Linked DNA regions of Homo sapiens: regions 1 and 2 are each linked to region 3. A link is a contact called in ENCODE Hi-C or POLR2A ChIA-PET data. All regions are on one chromosome and are shown on one strand. Each heading gives the region's core, a stretch centred on a gene start or an enhancer-like site at or near the end of the contact. The rest is flanking DNA. Distances are from core to core; before and after follow the strand shown. Region 1 overlaps LOC105370087 (a long non-coding RNA gene). Region 2 overlaps LOC101929974 (a long non-coding RNA gene). Region 3 has its middle 39 kb from the start of LINC02414.

The links. A loop is a pair of places that touch in the nucleus more often than their neighbours do. ChIA-PET counts read pairs that join two places held with the same protein, here RNA polymerase II (POLR2A). Pooled maps may share reads with other maps.
Region 1: a loop to region 3 is called in a map of naive thymus-derived CD4-positive, alpha-beta T cell, with 4 times the contacts of the local background. The contact joins two enhancer-like sites. A Hi-C loop is called at or near these places in 3 of 168 maps with a recorded cell type or tissue (HUES64, IMR-90 and naive thymus-derived CD4-positive, alpha-beta T cell), 3 of 37 single-sample maps with no recorded cell type and 7 of 50 pooled maps.
Region 2: a loop to region 3 is called in a map of CD4-positive, alpha-beta memory T cell, with 17 times the contacts of the local background. The contact joins two enhancer-like sites. A Hi-C loop is called at or near these places in 2 of 168 maps with a recorded cell type or tissue (CD4-positive, alpha-beta memory T cell and naive thymus-derived CD4-positive, alpha-beta T cell), 5 of 37 single-sample maps with no recorded cell type and 11 of 50 pooled maps. POLR2A ChIA-PET finds 5 or more read pairs at or near these places in 1 of 52 experiments (activated CD4-positive, alpha-beta memory T cell).

What each region holds. Positions count from the first base shown.
Region 1 is chr12:131,681,052-131,684,681 of GRCh38, reverse strand. All of the region lies in intron 1 of LOC105370087 (a long non-coding RNA gene), which reads right to left. Among named protein-coding and RNA genes, the nearest start is that of SFSWAP, 28 kb to the left of the region's middle. RefSeq lists a silencer at 2,252-2,401. Within about 2 kb of position 1,986, at least 2 of the 41 ENCODE cell types and tissues checked have a DNase peak (open chromatin) inside an H3K27ac peak, as active enhancers do.
Region 2 is chr12:131,510,644-131,513,962 of GRCh38, reverse strand. The region is part of intron 1 of LOC101929974 (a long non-coding RNA gene); the gene reads left to right. Among named protein-coding and RNA genes, the nearest start is that of LINC02414, 140 kb to the left of the region's middle. RefSeq lists an enhancer at 2,698-2,747. Within about 2 kb of position 2,027, at least 3 of the 41 ENCODE cell types and tissues checked have a DNase peak (open chromatin) inside an H3K27ac peak, as active enhancers do.
Region 3 is chr12:131,607,802-131,611,382 of GRCh38, reverse strand. No RefSeq gene overlaps it. Among named protein-coding and RNA genes, the nearest start is that of LINC02414, 39 kb to the left of the region's middle. RefSeq lists an enhancer at 3,549-3,581. Within about 2 kb of position 2,147, at least 3 of the 41 ENCODE cell types and tissues checked have a DNase peak (open chromatin) inside an H3K27ac peak, as active enhancers do.

The DNA.
Region 1 (3,630 bases), core at 737-3,236, 73 kb before region 3:
TCCCATTGTGCAGAGCAGGAGACGGACACGCCGTGATTCCCATTGTGCAGAGCAGGAAACAGGCACAGAAGGCTGGGTGGCATCCCCAGGGTAGTCGGGAGGGAGATGGAGAGCCAGGCTCACACTCAGGTGTCTGGGTCTGCTAAGATTCCTGCTGGCCACACAGTGACCTCAGTTTCGTAGTCACCATCCTCGATGTGAGCCCCACAAGGAGGACGCTACCTGCCGTCCCAGCCTCCCGCTGCGGATGGGAGAGGTTTGATAAAGAAGGAACCGGTCTCAGAGTCCCAGCCTGTGGGCTCTGCGGAGGGGATTAGAAATGGTGCTTCCAGAGTGCCTGAAAGGAGGGAAGCAGCTGCCAGTGCCATCGTCATTATCTACGTTGAGGATGACACAACACCCTTAATGATGCTGAGTGGCTGTTTCCAGACTCAGGGGCTCCCCGCCTTGCTCAGCTGAGCACCTGTCCCGGCTGCAGCCCATCCTCAGCCCTCGGCAGAGCTGGGGCCTGGGCAGCTCGGCCGTCTCCTTCCAGAGGAGCTCAGATATCCTCAGGTGCTGAGGGTCAGCCCAGGTCCCAGTGTGTCCCAGCCCTGGGCGTGGGTCCCCCCACATGAGTGCTGGAGTCAGACAGCATCCCCGCGGGTGGGAGGAGCCCTTCCCGGGCAGGACTGTGCCCTGTTGCAGCTCCATTTGGAGGGAGACTTAACATGTTCTGACACGCAATAGGCTTTCTCTTCAACCCTTTCAAGACTTGGGCATTGATTTTTCTCGTCTGCAGGCTGAAGGACTGGGCTCTGGAGAGGAGATGTAGAAATCGAGGTGGCGGCCGCTGACCCATCGGTGCAGGAGAGAAGCTCTGGAGCCCATGGGTGGGACGAAGGTGGTGGGGACGCAGAGCTGCCCCCAGGCCTGGGCCCAGCTCACCTCCTAGCGCCAGGCACGGCCCCACCCAGAAATCCACAGACAAAGACAGGGCTCTCCAGGGGAACGTGCTCACCCTAAGGGTGGTCCCGCTGAAGACTGGCACAGACTTGGCTTCTGTCCCACACCAGGTCCAGCCTGGACCGTTCCCAAGAGCAGAGGCTGGGAATGTCGGGAGCCAGGAAGTTCCAGGAGTGTCCCCAGGACCATCTGCCCAGTGTGGACAGAGACACAGCACACCAACAACATAACAACACAACACAACAGTTGTGTTACATACCAGACTCAGGGGCTCCTCACCTCGCTCAGCTGAGGACCTACCCTGGCCACAGCCCATCCTCAGCCCTGGGCCTGGGCAGCTCCACTGTCTCCTTCCAGACGAGCTCAGACATCCTCAGTTACAACCACACAACACCAGCACCACACCACAACATAACACAAAACAACACCGCACACCACACCATCAACAGCACTGCCTCAACAAGATAACACAACACCACAATACAACAGCAAGAACATATACAACCATACACACCACACACCACACCATGAAAACCCCAAAACAGCACCACACACCACAGCACACTACAACGTAACACAACATCAACATCAACAATATACACCACACACCACATCACCACACCAACAACATAACTCAAAACACCCCCACACACCACACCATGACATCACAACACAGCATCAACCACACAGCACACCACAATGTAACACAACATCAACAATATACACCACACACCACATCACCACACCAACAACATAACTCAAAACACCCCCACACACCACACCATGACATCACAACACAGCATCAACCACACAGCACACCACAATGTAACACATCAACATCAACAATATACACCACACACCACTTCACCACACCAACAATATAACTCAAAACGCCACCACACACCACACCACAACATAACAACACAGCATCAACCACACAGCACACCACAACGCCATGACAGCAGCACCACAACACAACACCCCATGTGGTTCTGTCACGTGCAGTCAAGGGTGCCCTAGCCCAGACGTGCTGGATGCTGGATGACAAGGAACTCGGTTACAGACGACAAGGACACTCCCAGCCTCGCTGGGGCTGAGCGCTTCCCTCCTGGGGCTCCCTCCACATCTGGTCCTGACCCCCCGTCGCCTCCTGGGGCAGAGCCTGGCCTCCCCTCCCCTCCCCTCCCCTCCCTTCCCTTCCCTTCCCCTCCCCTGCATTAGTCCAGTGGCTGCCTGGGGGAGGGGGGATCCCAGAGCCACCTGCCCATCCCCCCTGGAGGCCATGGAGTTGCTCCACCTTCCTCATCCCCCAGTCTGGGCCCCACCTCTTCCCTGCCCCATCCCCTGGAGGCCATGGGGTTGCTCCACCTTCCTCCCGCCCCAGTCTGGGCCCCACCTCTTCCCCGCCCCGTCCCCTGGAGGCCATGGGGTTGCTCCACCTTCCTCCCGCCCCAGTCTGGGCCCCACCTGTTCTCCTGCCTCCCCCGTCCTTTAGAAGCAGAGGAGGCCGTGAGGATCCAGCACCCACAAGTGAGCTCCGCGCTCCCTTCCCAGGGAGGGGAGGGGAACCCCCACCTGATGTCACCCTCTTTCAATGACTAGGCTTTTAGTGTGTGATTAAACCAGCGGGATTGAGCGATTGTTCTTGGGCAGTTTCTCGACTGTCACCCACGACTCTCCTGGTGTCCACTGCAACCATCTCAACACAGAAGCCCTAGCAGGTGCCGCGTGGCCCGTGTCTCGGGGACTGAGCCCAGGTGTGTGGGTTCAGGCTCTTGGTGGGAAGTGCCAGAGACGGACATCAGCAACTAATGCAGAAACTAACCCACAGGCAGGGCGCCGGGAGGTCCAGGCTTCGGGACACAGGCCCTTCTGAGCCTCCCTCCCCCACCCGAGGTTCGGCATCATCGTCACCACAGAGGCAGCCCCGGGTGCAGCAGGGACATTTATGTCCTAACCAGCAGGATAGAAGGGCATGTGGCTGCCTCGGATAAGTCAGGGCTCTCCCCGGAGAAGACGACAAGGACGTGTGGTGAGCACGTGCTCACGGCAGCGCCAGAGCCCAGCACTAGAGCCAGGTTCGCTCTGCTCTTCTCCATGGCGCTGAAGCACACCTTTGTGTCACCACGGTTTTCTGTGGTGTGACAAGTAATGTTTTCCTAAATACCCAAGTGCCACAGATTGGGAATGTTTTACTTTTTAATACATAAAAGGTCATTAGAGTAATTGACGGTAGGTGACTTCACCCTTGCTACATTCAGACGCGCTGTGTCACCAGATAGGAGGGTCTGGGGTCACAGCTGGCAGGACAAATGCCCAGCTCAGCTGTCCACAGTCAGGAGAGGGCAAACAGCTGGGGGCAGTTCTCTGTGGAGCATCAGAAACCCTGATGCCAATCAGCAGATGCCCGGGAATGTGTTGGCTCACATAGTGAAGAAATCTAGGTTATTCTAGCTGGTTTCAGGTATGGCTGTGTTCTGGCCTCTAGAGACATCTCCAGGACGTTCTCTCTCTCTCTCACTCCATCTCTCTCTCTCTGTCTCTCCCCTGCTCTCTTTCTCTCTCCTGGTCTCTCTCTCTCTCTCTCTCTTCCCGGCTCTCTCCTGCTCTCTTTTTTCCTATTTCTCCCCTGCTCTCACCTCTCTCCTTCTCTCTTTCCCCTGCTCTCTCCTCTCTCCTCTCTCT
Region 2 (3,319 bases), core at 778-3,277, 97 kb after region 3:
GGTCCAGTTCAGACCGTGTTTGTACAAGGTCACTCGGAACTCCTGAGGTACTCAGTGTCAGCTAATGTAGGTAATGGGTGGCAGGTGTGCAGAACACCCTAGGCAGGCACTGAGCTTAGCCTTTGATCTACCGTCATCTCAGTTAATCCTCTCAATACTCTGTGAGTCAGGACGTGTGTGTGTGTGGCCCTGCTACCGAGGAGTCCTTCACCAACTTAGCAAATATTTATGGAAGACTCACTGGGGATTTGTTAAAGTCACTGCTTTATTTGAGCTTTCATTCTAGTCAGGGATGACAGAGAAATGATGCCCATCATAAATAAGTATTAAAACTGTTAGAAGCCTGAATGTGCCTTGGGTGAATACAGCCATGGCACTGTTCAGGGGTGGATGAGGCCGTCAGGGCTGAGGAAGTTCCATTTAAATTACCTGGTCAGGCAAGGGCTTGCTGAGGTGATATGTGAGCAAACATAAAGGCACACATTAGCCCCGTGGACAGCCAGGGCATGGACCTTGGGCAGATGAAGGTTTTAGGGAGGGGGGCAGTCAGGGGCTCAGATGCTGGGCATGCAGAGTGAGGGGCAGAGGAGCAGGAAGTGAGGCCAGAGGCAGCATGGCCCTGGGATGCCTCACCTTGCTGTGAATGCTACAGCCGGGTCCTCTGAGAACAATCCCAACACAGGAGTGTATTAACATCTCAGTTCCCAGAACACTTTTAATTTCATTCACTCAGGTATTCATGAACACCCGTCTTCTTATGTGCTGTGTTAGAGTTCTCTAGAGGGACAGAACTAGTGGAATACAGACACACACACACACACACACACACAAACATATATATATATATATATATATATATATATATATATATATATATAGATAGATAGATAAAGGGGAGCTTATTAAGTATTAACTCGCACGATCACAAAGTCCCACAATAGGCCGTCTGCAGACTGAGGAGCAAGGAGAGCCAGTCCAAGTCCAAGTCCAGTTCAAGGGATCATCCAGGAAGCATCCAGCACGGGAGAAAGGTGTAGGCTGGGAGGCTAGGCCGGTCTCTCTTTTCACATTTTTCTGCCTGCTTATATTTGAGCTGAGCAGGCAGCTGATTAGATGGTGCCCACCCAGATTAAGGGCGGGTCTGCCTTTCCCGGCCCACTGACTCGAATGTGAATCTCCTTTGGCAACAGCCTCATAGACACACCCAGGATCAATACTTTGTATCCTTCAATCCGATCAGGTTGATACTAAGTAGTAACCATCACACGTGCATTCATCATGTGCACACACTGGTTAGGATCTGAGGGTATAGACCAGGCTCCTGTTCTCTGGGAACTGGCATCCCAGCAAGGACAGGTAGTAAACAAATAAGAACATTTAAGAACAGTGTGGGGAGGGCCTAACACTGTGCTGTGTGGTGGTACGTAGGACGCAGGCTACTGTAGACTGGGTGGTTGTGGGGAGGAGGTGACTGTGGGGAGGTGACATTGATCTGAGCCCTGGATGCCAACAAGGAGCCAGCTGTGCATGGATGGAGTTGGGAGCGGTGCCAGGCTGAGCCTGCAGGAGGTCAAGGTGCTGGTGGGAGCTCATGTGGCTGGGGACGGTGAGCATGGGCGGGACAGAGGTGGTACTTGTGCAGAAGGAATTAACCATGAAGGCCAAAGATGCCCTCCCTGCAGAGGCCTGCTGGCAAGGTTGGCCCTCAGCTGGGGCCTGGGAGCTTTGCCGATAAACAGGCCCCCACACTGATTCACTGAATGGCTGCGTGTGCAAACAATAGGGTTTATGCTGAGGACCTGCTTTCCCTCTGAGAGGCTGGGATTTTGGACTATGCCAGGCACAGGTGCTGACGTGACCAGACCCCAGTAAACCCTGGGTGCCGAGTCTCTAGTGAGCGTCCCTCATAGACAGCACTCACATGTGTTGTCACATCTCATCGCTGGGGAATTAGACATGTGCTGTGTGACTCCCCAGGGAGGGGACTCTGGGAGCTTGTGCCTGGTTCCCCTTGTGCCTTTCTCTTTGCTGTTTTTGCAGGTTGTCCTTTCACTGTAATAAATTGCAGCCTGAGTCCTGGGAGTCTCTGAACCTGGGGATGGTCCTGGAATCCCTGACACAGATGTGGCCAGAGAAGGGATGGAACCAGTCCTGCAGGGCCCTTTAGGGAATAGTGAGGTGCAGTGTGAGGGTTGCAGCGACCCGTGGGCTGCTCAGCCCAGCCTGGGGTGACTGTCTCACTTTCCCTCGGAGGACAGGGTGGGCACCACCTGCAGACTCTGGGAAGTCCTCACTCAGTCTCCACGTGCACAGGGCCTAGGAGGTGGTCTGGGTGCTGGTGGGCGGCTCTGCCACATGCCACCCTCACAGTCTTCCCCTGAGTCTGTTCCTTCCTCTTGCTTGTCCCAGGCCTCTCTCAGCAGCACCTTCCTCTGTGAGTGTCAAATGCTACTGACTCATGTACTTCCTGTCTATTCAGAGACAGGACGGGGGTGGGAAATTGGTATCATTTGCATGACGCTCACCTCCTGGGGTTGGTGAAGAGCTTGCAGGCATCAGAGCTAGCTGGGAAGTGAGCAATTATAACATCTTTAGGAAATTGACTTGGCCCTTTCTGAGTCTGTGTCTCCTGGTTTTCTCCATGCCCAGTATTCAGAGGAGGATGAGAGGAATGCTTCCTTGGGCCCCATGGCCTGGCTTTGGCTTTGGCATTGGCATTTTCAAAAAAAGTCTAGACTTACTGATCATGATTCCAGACTCCCGAGAAAGAAGCAGAGAATGTTCGGGTTGTATGAGTGGGATCTGGGATCCTGGGGGCGGGCTGTGAGGGTGAGAGCCCCACGGAAGTGCACCCAGGAGCAGGTGGATGTGGGAAGGCTGGAGCCCCCCAGACCAGGGCTGGCCTTGGGGAAACAGAAGGGGGTCATGGCATCAGAGAGGAAAGCGCATCTTCGCTACGATCCCCCCTGCCCAGAGCCTCCTCCAGATCCAGGGACCCCTCTCCTTCTGTGTTTGACCAGGGACACTGGCAGCTCTGCCTATGTTGAGAGTCCTCAGAGAGCTTCAGCTAGGCCTGTTCCCCAAAGATCTTTTGTTGTTCATTTTAAGAAACAACAGACCATCACTTTAAAAGTAGCACATTTTGGTACCTATTTCTCAGTGATTGATCCTTTCAGATACAGTTTCCCAGGATCTAAAGATGGTAGCTGAATAATGCATGATATTTTTGTTTCCCAGAAACAGGTGTTTTATTTTTATTGCATTAGTCTTATGAGAACAAGCTGGCTGCAGTTTCTCTGAGAGCCGAAGTGCTGAAACA
Region 3 (3,581 bases), core at 898-3,397:
TTAGACCCCAAACACCCAACTACCCAAGGCACCAAGACTGGTTGGCTGCAGAGGAACTGAGACCCAGAGTTATTTTTAATGAGTGAAATAGAGGAGACGGCTTCGTCTCCGTCTTCCTGGCCCAGACACTATCTCCCTCCCATCTCCACTGTGCACACCCGAGCCGCAGGCACCATGCCCTCATTCCACAGGCACTCCAGCCTGCCCTGTGAAGGCTGCTGCTGCTGTAGCAGGTGCCTTGGAGGCTCTGCCCTGCCCACATGCCGCTCCTGTTCCAAGAAACAGCCCACAGCCCGACCCTGCAAACTAGCCAGCCTGCAGTGCGGCCCACATCTCCAGGAATCTGCTGTCCACTGGCGCCTTCCGCCACACCTCCGCTGTTCTTGAGAGCATCCTTGGGCTTCAACTTCCCCATACTGTGCTGCAGATGAAGTTAGTTTCCTTGGGAAGAGACCTGGAGCCCTCACTTTTACCCTCCCCTGGGCAAAATCCCTGAGCCTCCACTCTGGAGCTGGAACTGTGTGTAGGGACATTGCCCGCTTCCTGCCAGGTGTCACCATCCTGTCCCATCTTAGGGACCCAGGACTCTATCCAGCAGGCTACGGTGTGGGAAGGGATGCTGTTTAAACAAGAAGGCAGAGGAGCTGGCAAGCGGGCCCAAGGGGTGTCCAGAGAAATGGGAGGAAAACCAGGAAAGTTTAATGACAGAAAAGGCAAGAAAAGAGAGGGTGCCAGGAAGAGGAGGCCGGCTGCCCCCGCTCTCCCTTGCAGGTGGCTTTGTCATCTTTCCTCTGCTGGTCTGACTTCTCTGCCCCTCTGTCCATGAGGCAGAAGGTGCTCCCCACCCAGCACACAGCCCCGAGATTCCTCATATCTTGCTTACGAGGCAGGCTCAACCCGAAACAAGACTCTTGGCGCCCAGGCCAGGTGGCCAGGGAGAGGCCTGCTTGTGTCAGAGGTCATCAAAGGTCCAGTCAACTGTGCCCTGGAGGGTGTGGCCTCCTCATAGACAGGTGGGATCTGGGACCACTGCGGGCAGCCACTCTCCAGCTCCTTCAGACGAACCTGCTCCAACGGACCCAGTGTTGCCATGGGCTATAAAACGGGGGACACTCCTGTCCCACTGCAGCTCTGCAGGCTCTTGATTAATTTCTGAGGTTGACCATCAGAAGCTTCACATTCGTGGACGAAGACAGAGAGGGCCTCCACCAACAGGGCTACAATGTTGTCTTTTCATGCCTTGTTCCCTACCCGTTGGGCAGGTGAAGCCACGGCTGTTTCTTTCATGCCGCTCTTAAGGCTATGGGAACACAAGGCCCACATCTCCTGTTTTGTAGCTGAGTTCTCTAAAGCTTTCCATGATGGCCCCACCGCCCTTCTCTCATGATCAAAGGTGCCAGCGTCACCAGCCGCTTCCCTGGGATGCCCTGCATTGCTGCCAAGGAGCCAGGGATGGCTTGGGGCCGCCTTCCCACCAAAACCCCACAGCGAGGTCCCCAGAGTCTCTCATGGTTTGCTGCAGGCAGCCACATTCCTGCCTCCAAGTACTGATTTTTGAGACAACAGAGCACAGCATTAGGCTTCAGATGGATTAGCTAGGTGCGCTAGCCTTCCTCAAAAAGCTGCTGGAACAGACAGTATTGCATTCATGTTAATGGCTGAGTAGTACCCCTTGGTGTATAGACACCACGTTTTCTTTATCCATTCAGTAGCCGATGGGCAGCAACTCGGACGGAGCTGGGGGCATTATTCTAAGTGAAGGAACACAGGCGTGGAAAACCAAAACCACATGTTCTCACTTGTCAGAGGGAGCTAGGCTGACTACGCGAAGGCGTACGGAGTGATGTAATGGGCTCTAGAGGCTCAGAAGGAGGAGGGCGGGATGGGGCTAGGGATAAAAAGACCTACACGCTAGGACAATGGACACCCCTTGGGTGACGGGGGCACTAGAATCTCAGAATTCACCACCACACAATTCATGCATGTAACAAAAACCACCAAAATGCTATCGAAGTAGAAAAAAAACCTGTAAAATACAAAAAACAAACCAACTTCTTTTTGTTTGGAAAATCAACAAATTTGATTTTCCTGTTGTGTCTCTGACCACAGCCTGTCTGGCGGGAGGAGTCGGTTGCAGGCTGAGCAGGAAGGGCGGCCCCAACCTCCCCCTGGAGGCCCGTCCTGGAACTGCGTGTTTCTGTTCCCGCAGAACCACAGAAGCCACGTGTCAGAGTGAACATGGGGTGTTGGCTTGGCTCCCCCAAAGATTTTAAAAGCAGAAACTCTCCAAGCAAAATATCTGCGTTGTCTATGGTGGAACTTGCCTTAGTGATGTTGCTGCATTCGCCAACACCTGCTCCATATCAAAGACAAAATAGTGGTGAGGAGGTGTGGGGATACGAGAGACAATATCCCAAACTGGGCTTAAACATAAGTGATCACACATGGTGTGGCGCTTTCACATAAATTATGCGCGTTTCCATGGAAACAACGCAGAAATCAGACGAAGGCAGTACATGCCAAATATAAAGTATTTAATTCTAAACAGTAACAGATTTTAAACTGTTTATTCCCAGAATTGCTTCAAATGGTCACATGGCAAAAACAAATGCCATTAATGTGTTTTTGCTTCTCTCTCATTTGTCCATTGCATTGATTTCCTATGAAATGTAAATAAAACAATTAAAACAAAATTGATATCGAATGCAACTGAAGAGAAGTAAAAATCGCAAGCCCCAGTGGTATTTTTAATCAGAGCTAACCCATCATAGATGAAAATTAAGGAAGAATTTATGCTAGGACTGTAATGTTACTAACTGAGGACCTTCAATTCTTTATTCACCTATTTAAATGATCTTTGCTGGACATTTCTAAGAGTGAAATTCTTCATTTACAGTTTCTACCGCTCAATTTTGTAATAAAACAAAAATGTCAGACCATCCAGACACATGAAAGAGCCAAAATGAAGTATCCCACAAAGACTTTTGGAAGGTAGAAAAACAAACAAACAAACACAATTCATCAAAAAAACCCCAACCTACTGATGTTGAGAGAAATCACAAAAACAATCTGAGGATGGATGAATGACAACCAGCCCCTCCTAACCTCCCAACATGGTAACTATGATAAATTACCACCGGTGACAGTGACTCACCCTCCACCACTGCTGGAATCCGTGGCCTATACACAAAAAAGTCTGGAAAACAACTTGAAGGACCATGTGTGTGAGAAAGAAAAGGAATTCTGTGTGTAGGGGAAGATGCCTCTGTAAGGTCTGAACAGCCTTCCTGAAGGCATCCCTGGTGCAGTGTGACCACGGATGACCGCACCCGACCAGCCACTGCATGCAAAGTGAGATCTTATGGCTGTCATACTGAGCATGCACTGAAACCGGTGACCCAACACCATTGGGTCCCTTCCCTGAGGCACCTGTACTCCGTGTGAATACACAAGACACACAAAGGTTGAATTAGTAATCTCATACTGGTGTTGGTATGTTTATAGTTCATAAAATACCTCCGCATCCTTCATGTTTGCTCACAAGTCTGTTTAATATTAAATGAAATCACAGATTCTCAGAA